Linked DNA regions of Homo sapiens: all the other regions are linked to region 1. A link is a contact called in ENCODE Hi-C data. All regions are on one chromosome and are shown on one strand. The core of a region is the stretch at or near the end of the contact, and the rest is flanking DNA. Distances in the headings are between cores, read along the strand shown.

The links. A loop is a pair of places that touch in the nucleus more often than their neighbours do. Pooled maps may share reads with other maps.
Region 2: a pooled map shows a loop between it and region 1 (12-fold over the local background). The contact joins the promoter of DNAJC2 here to the promoter of THAP5 in region 1. A Hi-C loop is called at or near these places in 6 of 50 pooled maps.
Region 3: a pooled map shows a loop between it and region 1 (11-fold over the local background). The contact joins the promoter of NAPEPLD here to the promoter of THAP5 in region 1. A Hi-C loop is called at or near these places in 5 of 50 pooled maps.

Annotation. Positions count from the first base shown.
Region 1 is chr7:108,568,441-108,572,869 of GRCh38, forward strand. It overlaps THAP5 (THAP domain containing 5), which reads right to left and starts at 1,266. Exons shown (of 3, transcript NM_001130475.3): 1 at 1,050-1,266. The coding sequence starts at 1,129. It overlaps DNAJB9 (DnaJ heat shock protein family (Hsp40) member B9), which reads left to right and starts at 1,434. Exons shown (of 3, transcript NM_012328.3): 1 at 1,434-1,663; 2 at 3,277-3,503. The coding sequence starts at 3,287. RefSeq lists enhancers at 849-1,328, 862-1,589.
Region 2 is chr7:103,342,511-103,346,917 of GRCh38, forward strand. DNAJC2 (DnaJ heat shock protein family (Hsp40) member C2) reads right to left here and starts at 2,257. Exons shown (of 17, transcript NM_014377.3): 1 at 2,049-2,257. The coding sequence starts at 2,112. It also overlaps a transcript of PMPCB not described here. RefSeq lists an enhancer at 2,200-2,439.
Region 3 is chr7:103,146,457-103,151,195 of GRCh38, forward strand. NAPEPLD (N-acyl phosphatidylethanolamine phospholipase D) reads right to left here and starts at 2,643. Exons shown (of 5, transcript NM_001122838.3): 1 at 2,355-2,643. LOC105375434 reads left to right here. Exons shown (of 3, transcript XM_047421168.1): 2 at 2,562-4,108. The coding sequence ends at 3,364.

The sequences.
Region 1 (4,429 bases), core at 16-2,515:
GTGATCTGCCCGCCTCAGCCTCCCAAAGTGCTGGGATTACAGGCGTGAGCCACCGCGCCTGGTGGGGTTATCAATTTTTTTTCCATTAATTAAAATACTGGAAAGCAGCCGAATCATTAATGAATAAGTCCTTCAGGTCTAAAGTAAAATGAGCACAAAACAACTGCTGAAAATCTGAACCAGGTTAGATCTAAATGAATTGTTTTTAAATACAAGAAAAAATGGAAATGCAGTATTTTAAATATGTTGCTTTTCATGTGTTATTAATCATGTGAGTACTATTAACATCTCCATGTTACAGATGAGATATGTGAGACACCAAAGCTTAAATACTTTCCAAGAGGTCATTAAGCTACAGAATAGTGGAACCAGGATCTAGCATTGAAGCCTGGACCCCTAATTATTATACGACACTGCTTGTCTGTACTTCTGAATAAAAATCAGTGCTTCAGTAGTTTGATGGAAATATATCGTGGCTCTAGTAATTCAGAGTAACAGAATAAAACCTTGTTCTCCGCAGAGTATCTACAGCCCTAAGCAGAAGACTAGTTTATAATTCTGGCTCTGACACTAAACTTTCAAGGTCGGTTACCTAATCATTCCGGGCCTCAGTTTCCTCAGGAGAAAAGTGGGATGAAATTATACCTATGCGACCTACCTCGCGGGGGGTGTAAATTAACTTTGCGTGCACCTTTCCACTTCGCAGGTTTCACGTATCTTAAATGGTGGTTAATGTTGTTCAATGAAATGAGATCACGTGAAGTGGGGAAAAGACTGAAAACCACAGAAGCCCGCGCAAACTTTACTGTTTTAACTGTTAACACCCAAACAGGCTCCTGGGCCTCGCCACCAGCCAGCAGTCCTCGCGCAAGAAGGGCATTGCTAGCTAAACTGAACTAGCGCCTTCCCTCCGTCTTGCCGCGGGCGACGGGCCACGTACGGAGAGCTGAGGACTCACTGGCAGAGCGGACAGGAGACACCCAAGCCCAAAGGCCACAGGTCCAAGGCCTCACGGCGAGGCTGACGCTTCTGCTCCAGAAACAACTTACGGATAAAAACTCAGCTTCCGGTCTTTATTGTTTCGTCCCCGGCGGTTCTTACAACAAATCGCTGCGCAATAGCGGGGCATGACTCGGGTGAGGCCCCTGGAGACCGGGGCCGGCGACGGATGCAGGGCGGCCCTCCTCACTGAGGATGCGCCACAGGTCCAGGCCTCTCGAGCCCCTGCGCCTGCGCTAGCATTCTGCCGGGAAAGCCGCCTCGTCTGTCGACTCACTTCCGCCTCCTCCGGTTTAAGCACCGCCTTTTCGGGGGTTGAAGCCGGAAGTGGCGCACAGCCCTAGCAGCAACAACAGTTTTCCACGTGCGCGTAGGGCGCCGGGATCACGTGGGGAGGCAGAAGCCAATGGGGAAGCGTTTCGTGTAGGTCTTCTGAGGTGGTGGCGCCAGCGGCTACCTCCTGCCTGTGAGGAGCTGGCTGAGAGGGGACTGGGCGCCGGCGGGGAAGGAGGAGCGCTAGGTCGGTGTACGACCGAGATTAGGGTGCGTGCCAGCTCCGGGAGGCCGCGGTGAGGGGCCGGGCCCAAGCTGCCGACCCGAGCCGATCGTCAGGGTCGCCAGCGCCTCAGCTCTGTGGAGGAGCAGCAGTAGTCGGAGGGTGCAGGTGAGGGACGAGGCCGGGGTCGTGGGGAGGGGAGTTCGGAGGGTCCCCGTAGCCCAGGCCTGTCTTTGTGAGCTGACTTGGCCTCGGTGTCCGCCACGGTCGCCGCAGGGACAATGGGCTGCATGTTTTTGGCCGAGAGAATGGAAGAACGGAGACAGCCGCATCACAGAATCGTGTTTTGGGTTGTGGCGCCGGCTTTCACGGGCGCCGGATTAGAGCCCGGGTCTCGGGCAGCTTCTGCGGCGGGGCCTGGGCGGGCAGGGAAAGTGCCAGTCGCCTTTAGGTGAAGGTTGGAGGGTCTAGCCCAGCCGCCCACCGAGGCTGGGGAATAAGGCACGGGCTGCTGGCTGGCGGGGCCGTCTTGGGGATGAGAAGTCTGTACAATACAAAACTAGTCTGCTAAAAAAAAATCATTAGATGTCCACCTTGAGACCGTGGAATAACGTCTGCTGAACCAGTGAGGCGCCTCCCTGTCAGTTTTAGATCCGCCCTTTGACTAGGGAGCAACCTGCAGTTGACGCAGCGTCCATGGGACACACTGTTGTGTTCCTTAAACCGAGAAGTGGTTCTTGATTCTTGGTACCCGTGACTACGAGTAACTCTCTGGAAATAAGTAATCTACCTGCCTGCTAATTACTCTCAGGAAAGGCCGCTGGAGAGGAAGCCAGGCAATTTCCACAAACCGTAGTGTTTTTCGTCAGCCTTATTATGGCATTATAGGTTACTAAGGACTCTGGTGGTCCCGTATTCAAAAAACAGGATCCATCCCTTCGTTTTGAATCTCAAGTCATTGAATACATATTGTCAAGAATTCTAAGTTAACATTTCTTTAATGGTTTAAAGGTAAAAGAAATATTTTAACTACTGAGTTTGTGAAAGTAAGAATCTGCCTTAACCACAGTACAAACTATCAAAGTTCATTTTTCTGGCAGCTTTAGCAGAAATCTTAAATTCTGTTCATCATGAGTTTTAAACAATATTTAGCCATGCTTCCTGGTTAAACATTTGGGATCTTACATTTGGGAAAAAGACAACATTCTATTGTATTGTCAGTATTAGTATTGTGATATTAAGATTCTCTATTTGCAGTCCTTGGCTCACCTGCTGAAATGAAAGCTGAATTTTTGGAGCGAGATTAATAATACTAATTTAGATATACTGGGCTATTTACCTTGGTGCGCCACCTTTTTTTTTTAATGTTTTTTTTTTCTGTGAAGTTAAATACATTATTACTTTCAGGATATGAAGTCTTGAAAGGAAAGTTGGGATCTTATATTATTTGGTTTTCTTTTTTTTTCTTACAATGCTTGCATATGATGAATCTTCAATATAAACTGGTTAAAAGTCAGTTATTGATAATTTTCTATCTCCTCTGTGTATGGCCAGAGTATTAGTAGACAGACAAAGCCAAGAATTATTTTTGTTCTCAATAAGGTTAAGCCAGTTTGAGAGTTATAAAACTAAAAGTGAAATTACATGTGGACAGGTAATAGATACTGTATGCTTACTATTTTGATACTGCATTAGGTTTACCTTGTGTTGGATTTCTTTTAAAAGAAAAACGTTTTAAGATTAGCTCCATCCATAACATTTTTTTTTCTTTTCTGTTTTAGGATATTAGAAATGGCTACTCCCCAGTCAATTTTCATCTTTGCAATCTGCATTTTAATGATAACAGAATTAATTCTGGCCTCAAAAAGCTACTATGATATCTTAGGTGTGCCAAAATCGGCATCAGAGCGCCAAATCAAGAAGGCCTTTCACAAGTTGGCCATGAAGTACCACCCTGACAAAAATAAGAGCCCGGATGCTGAAGCAAAATTCAGAGAGATTGCAGAAGGTAAATAAATGACAATCTCTGAAGTGTCATGGGTATTAACTAGTAAGGAGAATGATAGCTAAGAAGTGTTTGTATTTGAAGGTTTTGTGGAGATGGGAGGTGGAGTGGGATTTATGTATAAATATTGGGTGATTCTCTGAGATTATTTTCTTATCACAGATGCTTTGATTCCTGAATAAATATATGAAAGAATAATAGATAATTTTATTGGTATACGTATCTAAAAATATTGAAAATCTATTCTATATTATTTATAAGATCACTGTTGCTTCTATGACAAAAAAGAATTTTAGGTACCCAAAATTCTTATCAACTAACTTATGAAACAGAATATTTTACATTTTAAACATTAAAGACTTAAAAATTAAACTAGACTCTAAAGTGCTTTATTCACTTGATCTGCTTTTCAAAGCCATATTTGTCTTCAAAGAAAAAATTGGAACAAATTTTGACTTCAGACTAGCTCTAAAACAAATTGCACCTGCTGAGCATTCAGTAATTATTGTTGGATGGAGGTAACTGAGTAGGGAGTTAGAATTAAACAGTTTACTTTAGTAAGGAGGTGCAAAATCTTAATTCCTATTAATTGGTTATAGTTGATGGTTTAATTTTTTAATACAATTAATGATTTCACACGAATAATATGAAGATTAAAGAACTCTGATTGTTGCCCACATGTTTATTTGTAGTAATGGTAACATTTAATAACTTTATTGAGTATTGCAGATGGCATTGTGCCAACTGCTGATAACTCAGCAGTTAATAAGACAGTTTCTGCTTTATTTTATAATTTTGATTAACTTGATGCTTATATTTGTAGTGTTTTGCTTTTATTTCTGATGCGAAATTCTTCCCTAAAATAATAGTATTCAGTTCACTTGCTTGAAGAGATTTGAATATATGTAATTTTGAATATTTTACCTTCA
Region 2 (4,407 bases), core at 1,007-3,506, 5.2 Mb before region 1:
GTCAGCCTGGTCTCGAACTCCCGACCTCAGGTGATCTGCCTGCCTCGGCCTCCCAAAGTGTTGGCATTACAGGCGTGAGCCACTGCACCCACCTGGACAATTTTTTTTTTTTTTTTGGGACGGAGTCTTGCTCTGTCACCCAGGCTGGAGTGCAATGGCGCGATCTTGGCTCACTGAAAGCTCCGCCTCCCGGGTTCAAGCGATTCTCCTGCCTCAGCCTCCCGAGTAGCTGGGACTACAGGCACCCGCCACCACCCCCGGCTAATTTTTTGCATTTTTAGTAAAGACGGGGTTTCACCATATTAGCCAGGATGGTCTTGATCTCCTGACCTCGTGATCCACCCACCTCGGCCTGCCAAAATGCTGGGATTACAGGCGTGAGCCACCGCGCCCGGCCTAGACAAATAATTTTAATAAAGTAATAAATAGTGATAAATTGTCACGAAGAGCTAGCCTCACCAAAAATAAAAAATCTAAAAACAACTCAAACTATCTTTTTATTTTTTGAGACGGAGTTTTGCTCTTGTTGTCCAGGCTGTAGTGCAATAGCGCAATCTCGGCTCACTGCAACCTCCGCCTCCCGGGTTCAAACGATTCTTCTGCCTCAGCCTCCCAAGTTGCTGGGATTATAGGCGCCCGCCACCACGCCCAGCTACTTTTTTGTATTTTTAGTAGAGACAGGGTTTCACCCTGTTAGCCAGGCTGGTCTCGAACTGCTGACCTCAGGTGATCCACCTGCCTCGGCCTCCCAAAGTGCTGGGATTATAGACGTGAGCCACCGCACCCAGACAACTCAAACTGTCTTAATTATTAAAATCTTGAATATAGCTCTTAAAAATTTTAAGAATTCACTAACAAGAATTTGTCCTGAAAGCAATTTTCCAAGCAGCAAATGGGAATTTACTAATGCAGCTAAGCTGTAGTGGAACAAGCTCTCAATCTGAAACCAGACACTCTGGGTTTTAGACTAGGTCTGACAGTGGCTATGTGACCTGAAATGAATCAGGATGTCTTCACCTGTAAAATGGGAACAATACCTATTTATCTCATTCAGTTCCTAGGAAGCTTGAATGAGACCACAGAAACTCTCTGAAATTACAAACTTGTAGTAAAGGTATCATCTATTCCTGGGAAGTGGGGGTAAATCACTGTACATGTGTATACTAGCAATTCAAAAAAGGAAAATCCCTGAACAACTTATTTTAAGATTTCCTCCACCTTACACAGGAGAGGATTAAAACACTGTCAAAAAGGTACTACCTGTGTAGTATGGGTGTGTGGCTTTTAAGAACACTGCCTTTTAAGCCTTTTGCTCTAGTTGTAAGAGGCACACGGAGACACATAAATGCAACACGTGCCATGGGTTATGTTCAAAATCACATTCAACAAGCGCCTATGTGACTGGCTATGGGAATTACTGTAGATCACTGGACCTGAAGACTCTTAAGTTTACAATACTCATGACTGTCCTGGGCCATAAAACTAAAACCTACAGCAGCAGGACAAGTTTCACTTGTAATAACTGCCTTTCAAAGTCTACGCGGATCTTTTCAGCAGCACAGTCTTTGAACACCGAGTATGAGGAGCGGTGTCTGAGTTGTGACATTTAAAAAACAAGGCCGGAGCAAACGTAGAGAGGGAGAAAGTTGTTTAAGAGAGCGCCAGTAGCAAAGCTTTGTACGACCCCAGGCACGTGGGGTGCTCGCTGCGCGTAGTCTTTCCACCGTAGGCAAGGAGATGCTTATGAGAACCTTTCTGGGGTGCTGGGGGGTTCCGTCCCGAAATGCTCAGCCCAATCCATGAGTCAGCAGCGGCGAGAGGAGGAAGCAACGGTAGGAGCAAAAGGAAGGCACCCCTCACCCTCCTTCCTTCTAATCTAGGGTAGGATTACTTTAAAACACGGAGCAAAAAGGCACTCGTCACGGCCCCATACGGCCCCGGGGCTAGTCGCCAGGGTCAAGGGTAGAGAGAGCCCAGGGTTGCCGAGGCGGAGGACTGAGGCAGGGGCAGCTGAGGTGAGAAGGAACCGAGGTTGGGTGGGCACTTACCAGAGGTCAGAGCGTGGGTGATGGCGGTGCCCCGGCCGTCCGCGGCGCTTGGCAGAAGCAGCATGATGGCGCCGGGTCTAGCCCGGTGGGCGCAGCGGCTCACGTCCCGGGCGGAGGGCGCTTAGGGTCCCCTCCAGCTCTACCTCTCACTCCGAGCCTCGCGCCTTGGCTCTAAGACGCCCAGGAACCGGCGCATGGAGACGACCAGTAAGCACTTCCGGGATGGATCTTTCGTGGTGTGGAGGCCAGTCTCACACCCTCCCACCCCCGCCAACGTGTGCGGTAACCTAGTTCTATACTGACTGAGATCCGGCTGGAGACCAAGTCGCACGAGAGAATGGTTCCTAGGCGCATCAGTTTTCCTGTAAAAAGGATTATATTCCACGTCCCAGTGCAATACATAGAACATAACCTTTAAAAGCAGTTCTTTTTATATTATCTTTAAGTTCTTACTGCTTTATGTATTAATCTGAACCTAATCAGTGATTTTCCCAGGAGCGCTATACTTTTAAGTAAAAAATGAAAATACCTGTATGAACCAGTATCGACGACTAGTATATACATTTGCGGAGAATTACGTACGTGTATTTGTGATACATTTGTGTTTAACTTGATGATGATAATAGCAGCTAATATTTGTCGTGCTATTACTAATTTACCTGCATTATATCTTTTAATACTCGCTTGGAGAAGAAACCTCTCTCTAGTGTGTTAGATTGTATTCCAAGGCCAGCAATATTTTTACCTTGTTCTAATGAAGTTTTTATTCAAGATATTCCCAATTATAGGACTCTGGGACTTAATTTTTTAATGTATAATAAAATCAATTGTATTCCTACTATATGCTTCCTTCTAAGACTGCAGTCAAAAGCAAAAACTAGCAAAAACAAACAGTGGGTAAAGGCTCACCCCCAACAGCAGTATCTGAAACAGGTTCAATAAAATAAACTTGATATGCCACTCTTTAGCAAGGACCACCAGAAATTAGTAAATTAGAAAATAACTTACTAATTTCATTATATTTTCACAATTAAAGTTTTTAAATATATTATATATATATATATGTATATTTTTTTTTGTAGAGACAGGGTCTCACTATGTTGCCCAAGGTGGTCTTGAACTCCTGGCCTCAAGGGATCCTCCTGCCTCAGTCTCCCAAAACTCTGGGATTAGAGGCGTGAGTCACTGTGCCAGGCCAATTAAATACATTTAATTGGTCTGTATATCTGCTGCATGATAAAATTGTCACTTCAAAACTGACTTTTCAAAAATTGAACTAAGGGAGGCTGAGGTGGGAAGATCGTTGAGGCCGGGAGGTGGAGGTTGCAGTGAGCTGAGATCACACCATTGCGCTCCAGCCTGGGTAACAGTGAGACCCCGTCTTTAAAAAAAAAAAAATTGAACTAATCTTCTGCCCCAAAACCTCTTCCTGATCCCTACTAATGCAACCACTGTTAAAACATGCTCCAAGGTGCAAAGTAACCTGACTCCACTTTCTTCATATTAATATATTTTTTTCCTCACACCTCCTCCCATTCAATTTTACCATTAACTCTAACATGGGTTTTTGTTTTTTTGTTGTTTTCTTTTCTGAGACAGAGGCTTGCTCTGTCGCCCAGGCTGGAGTGCAGTGGCCTGATTTCGGCTCACTGCAATCTCTGCCTCCCAGGTTCAAGCGATTCTCCTGCCTCAGCCTCCCGAGTAGCTGGGATTACAGGTGCGTGCCACCACGCCCAGCTAATTTCTGTATTTGTAGTAGAGACGGGGTTTAGCCATGTTGGCCAGGCTGGTCTCCAACTCCTGACCTCATGATCTGCCTGCTTCAGCCTCCCAAAGTGCTGGAATTACAGGGGTGAGCCACGGTGCCCGGTCGGGGGTTTTGTTTTTTAAAAAAATTGTGCTAAAACACACATAACATGAAATTTACGATCTTCACCGTTTTTAAGTTTACAGTAATGTTAAGTACATTCACATTATTGTGTAACCACCCTACAAAACTATTTTTATCTTACAAAACTGAAACTCTATACCCATTTAATCTCTTACAAAACTGAAACTATGCCAGTGGAAAAAACTGTCCACTGGAAACCATCCTTCTACTTTGTCTTTAGGAATTTGACACCTCTAGGTACTTCATATTTGTGGAATCATATAGTATTTGTCTTTTTTGTGACTGACTTATTCACTTAGCATAATGTCTTCAAGGTTCATCTGTGTTGTAGCTTATACTAGAATTTCATTCCTTTTTAAGGCTGAATAATGTGTGTGTGTGTGTGTGTGTGTGTGTGTGTGTGTGAGCGCGCATGCGTGTATCACATTTTGTTTATCCATTCATATGTAGATGGACACTTGGGTTGCT
Region 3 (4,739 bases), core at 1,393-3,892, 5.4 Mb before region 1:
CTACAGGCATTCAGTGTTAAATCAATATATTACTGTCCCTTAATCTGGGAAGGTGCCCAAATTAGATAAACACAAGAGTCTGCACCTTCAAGGGGAAAAATGGATTGTTCCAGGTAGCAGGCACAAACTGAGTTGTTTTTCAATCAAGATTTTGAATTATGCTGATCCATCTACATGCCAGACCTGTGCCTCCAGAGCCAACAGCACTGGCCATTCACAACCTGTTACCCACAGGCAGGGGTGCAATCTGTGAGTGTGTTGCTGACCAACGCTTGCTAATCCACACCCCTCCACTTTCGCTTCATTGGAACCCCGCTGTAACAAGAGTCTGCAGTGTATATATTCTGCTGAAGGCTGGGGCTGCTGAGCTAAGGTTCCTTGGCCAAATCACCAGACTCTCCCAGGCTCTTGGTGTCCTATTTTCCTCATCTGTGGAACAAGGCTCATATTTTATGTCTATAAAATCAAACTCTCTCTATATATATACATATATTTAAAATATTTGAAAGAGCTTTGTAAATGATAAAGTTATAATACATTATTTAACCAGCTGAGGTTGCAGAAGACTATCTCTAACATAAAACTGCCCCTGGGGATATATGAGTTCGTATGCAATCTGTCTCCAAAGTCTGTTAGTAAAATACTTAAATACACAATAAATGGTTAATAAATTCAAAAGACAAATCAAGCAAAGCACTATAAATTGTAGACAGAATTATTCAGTAGTATAGGCGTTAGAATGAAATATTACTTGAATCTTATGCTGGAAATCACATGGGTGATATTTTAATGCCAGTTTTATGCATGCCCTCACTGGCCTCCAGAATAAAAGTGCTCTTTAACGATTAATTATACATACAGTTCATTTCCCTAATAATACTTCAATGAAAACACTTTTTATGTGTATGCATTTCAACCTAAAAAGCCCAGATCAACAGTCCTCCAGCTATAGCTATATTCTTATTTACAAAGTGTAGAAAGCAATGGAAAAACTCACTATATCCACAGCTATCCATCACCACAAAGAAAAAGCAGAATGAAACAACAAAATTAAAGGCAAATACTGCTTTTCCAAACACAGACTAAATGTTCATAAAAATCCTCTCAGTTTACCAAACTCACAAATACTCAAAGTAACATAATACCCCTTTCGAACAAACACAAGAATGACTGTATCAACTAAAGTATAACCAAAACCCTGTGATGGAATGCTTATGCTAAAATGTTCTTCATATAGTTATAACTGGACTAATTTTAAAATTAGAATTTTGTAACATAGAATTTCTACAATATAATTTGGAATTCTGAGTGAAAATAAGGGTATGAGAAATACACTAAGTATTTTTATCTCTTGGAGACTTACCATAATTCTTGTAGCAGGAAAGCCTGCAGAATGTTAACAAAACAAAATCTCTGAAAATCCTGACTATATTTTCAGTTGACTTGAAACAAATTTAACCCCTCAATCTCTCCTTAAATTATTATTTTAAATAAGTACTTTTACCCTAAATTTCTTCTTTAACAGACCCAGTATTTTCTTGCAACAAAAATCACACTATTGTGGGATATAGGTAATCTTCTTTTTAAAGATTACATAACTTCTTTCTAAACGATGTCCATGTCTGCGGCTAATTCATAACCAATGTAACTGAAAATAGAAATGGAAATGTTAGAGATTTCCATTTTTTAACAAACATGGGAATTATTTCTCAATTTGAAGAACTGCATCTCAGGAATGACTTCCTGGACAAATTAATCAGAATTATCAAGTAGCAAACATTTCATGCTAAGCCAAAGCCAACCAGGTGAGTCAGTCATATTATAACATGTATATATAACAACGTACAGTAAAGGCAAAGACAAGAACTAAATGACTTTTTAAAAGGCTGTTAAACTTTACTCACTCCCTTAATATTTTCCAGGTTTAACTGACGTATAATGAATGCATGTGATCCCGGAACCCATGGAAGAGTATCTACCATATCGAGCTCTAGCTTGAAAAAAAAAAAAAAGGAAAAAACAAACAAACAAAACAACAACAACAAAAACCTATCTGAATACGTGTTCTGAAAAGCCCACAATAATACCCAATTTATAAGAAGCAAACAACCACAGAACAGAAAACTCAAGAAAGCACAGCCTTCCACCACCCCTCCCCAGCTAGCCCCATTTTTTTTTTTGCTCTTCATTTCCATTCCATAGTTAAATAAGTACACTTATTCCAAAATAAAAGGGGAGAAACCTGTTGGAATGGATTTTTAGAAGATAAACACTATAGATGAAGCAACAATAAGTTGCTCGGAGGAAGTTGTCGACCCATTCATTTACATACAACCAAAAGAAGATAAACCCACATGTATTCCTATCAGTGAAGATGCAACCTGGTAATTTGCAGGGAAGATAGGATCTCAAATCCCAGACAGCTACTCTCCCAAAGAGAAAAAAAATAATGCTGTGGCTCTTCACCGAGGCAGCTTCAGAGATGCAGGCTCCGCAACTCGCGAGGTGCGAAAATTCAAATGAAGCCCTGTCGCTCACAAGTGCGGCATCTCCGAGATGAGGGAGGGCTCGGGGACGGGAAACCCACTCTCAGCCCGCTCCACTTCGCCGAAGAATTCCAAACCACCCCAGGCTCAGCAGTGTGGATTGCTCCGCCCAGAGACCGTGGAGGAGGCAGCAGAGAGGTCACAGAGCACAGCAGGCGGGAGAAAACCGCCTCCCGCGAGGTCCAACAGAAACCACGGAGCTCCGGACACTCGGGATCCCGGGCCGCGGGCGCGCGGCCAGAGCGGCGGGGTGCGAGCGCGGGGGTGCGGACTCACCTCGCGCTTGGGGTGGCCGGGAGCGCGCGCCGCCTCAGTTCCGCGGCTTCCGGCCACAGAGTCCCCGCGCAAAGCGCCGCCGCGTAGCGGGAGGGGCGACCGCGGCAGGCGCTCGGGTTCTTCCTAACCCGAGCCCGCCGCGCTGGCTCCGCCGAGGACGCCAGCAGCTGCAGGCAGCGCTTCAGCTCTCGCCGCCTCGCCATCGTTGGGGCGAGTCGTCGCCGGGTCACTCCCTTATTATGACCTTCGAATCTGACAGCAGGGCCAGCGGTGGCCTCCTTCAGGCTGCCTCTCCAGCCCTTACCAAGATGGCCGCCCCTGTGGGCCGGGGCGCCGAAGCCATCTTGGTAAAGGAAGCGCCTGGGAGCACGCGGCCTGCCCCGGCCCGCCTCGCGACTCAAACACTCTGCAGGGACCCTCCTAAGATCAAATTGGTTCCCCCCGCTGTCCTAAGCCAGAGGCTTACTTTCAGATCGCATGAACGCATTCCTGGACACCAGCCACAGTTGCTAAAACTAAATGGGATCCTGCAGACCCATTGACGGACTGTCATAGCCAACTCAATCACAGTCGAGAAGCATTTGAATACTTACAGCCTATGGCGCTAGGATCCTGGTAGCGAAGAAACTAAACTCTAATTTGAAATGTTGTACAGTACGTATTGAATATTAATGGGAGCACGGCATTGTTCACTGTGTGATCGTTTACTTTTAAAATGATGTCACAGCCCCCTGGTACACACGGTTCTCATCTAAATTTGCATCTTTTTTAACGCTAGGATAACTATGAAAGAGCATACGATTGTGATTCTGAGTTTCTTACTGGATTTGCTTTTTAAACTGCAGAATGAAATTAGTTGTTTCAAGAAGTAAAGTACAGGCATGTCGAAGTAAAATTCAACAATGGGTTGTTGGGCAAAAAGATTATAAAAGTCCTGGGGTGTGCCAGGGTCAAAAAAAAAAAAAAAAGCTTGTCCCTGGGGTTATCTTGGCAAAAAAGAAACCACCACCACAGGTTCTAAATGCAGATAAGACTGGCAGAAAAATGCAGACCAAACTATTCTGCATTTTGAAAGTGAATGTGCCTGTGTGACATTGGAGGAATGTAAAGAACTGTATGTCAAGTGTGGACTTTATCTCCTCAGGCTAGCTTAGAGTGGCTGCTGAACTTAAGGGTGATTAAGAGCTGCTTGCACCTGGGTGGAGCTGAAACTGCATAAGGTGAATAATACCTTTGTGCAACAGAAGAAAAAAAAAAAAGTAACAGCATACATACAAACCCAAAGGGTAAGTTGAAGTTACTACTCAAAAGTTCTTCATAGTGTTCTTGACTAAGCAACGGAGAAGTAATCCCGGCACTTTGGGAGGGCAAGGCAGGAGAATCCTTAGAGCCCAGGAGTTGGAGACCAACTTGGGCAACATAGCGAGACTTCATCTCTACAAATAATAATTAAAAAAAAAAAAAAGTAGCCAGCCTTGATGGCCCGCCCTTGTGGTCCCAGCTACTCCAGAGGCTGAGGTGGGAGGATCGATTGAGCCTGGGAGATCAAGGCCGCAGTGAGCTGTGATCACGCCACTACACTCCAGCCTGGGCAACAGAGAAGACCCCATTTCCCCAAAAAAAAAAAAAAAGCTGGGCGCAGTGGCTCACGCCTGTAATTCCAGCACTTTGGGAGGCCAAGGCAGGAGGATCACCTGAGGTCAGGAGTTCGAGACCAGCCTGGCCAACATGGCGAAACCCTGTCTCAAGTAAAAATACAAAAACTAGCTAGGCATAGTGGAGCTCACCTGTAATCCCAGCTACTAGGGAGGCTGAGGCAGTAGAACTGCTTGAACCCCAGAGATGGAGGTTGCAGTGAGCAAAGATGGCACCACTGCACTCCAGCCTGGTAGACAGAGCAAGACTCTGTCTCAAAAA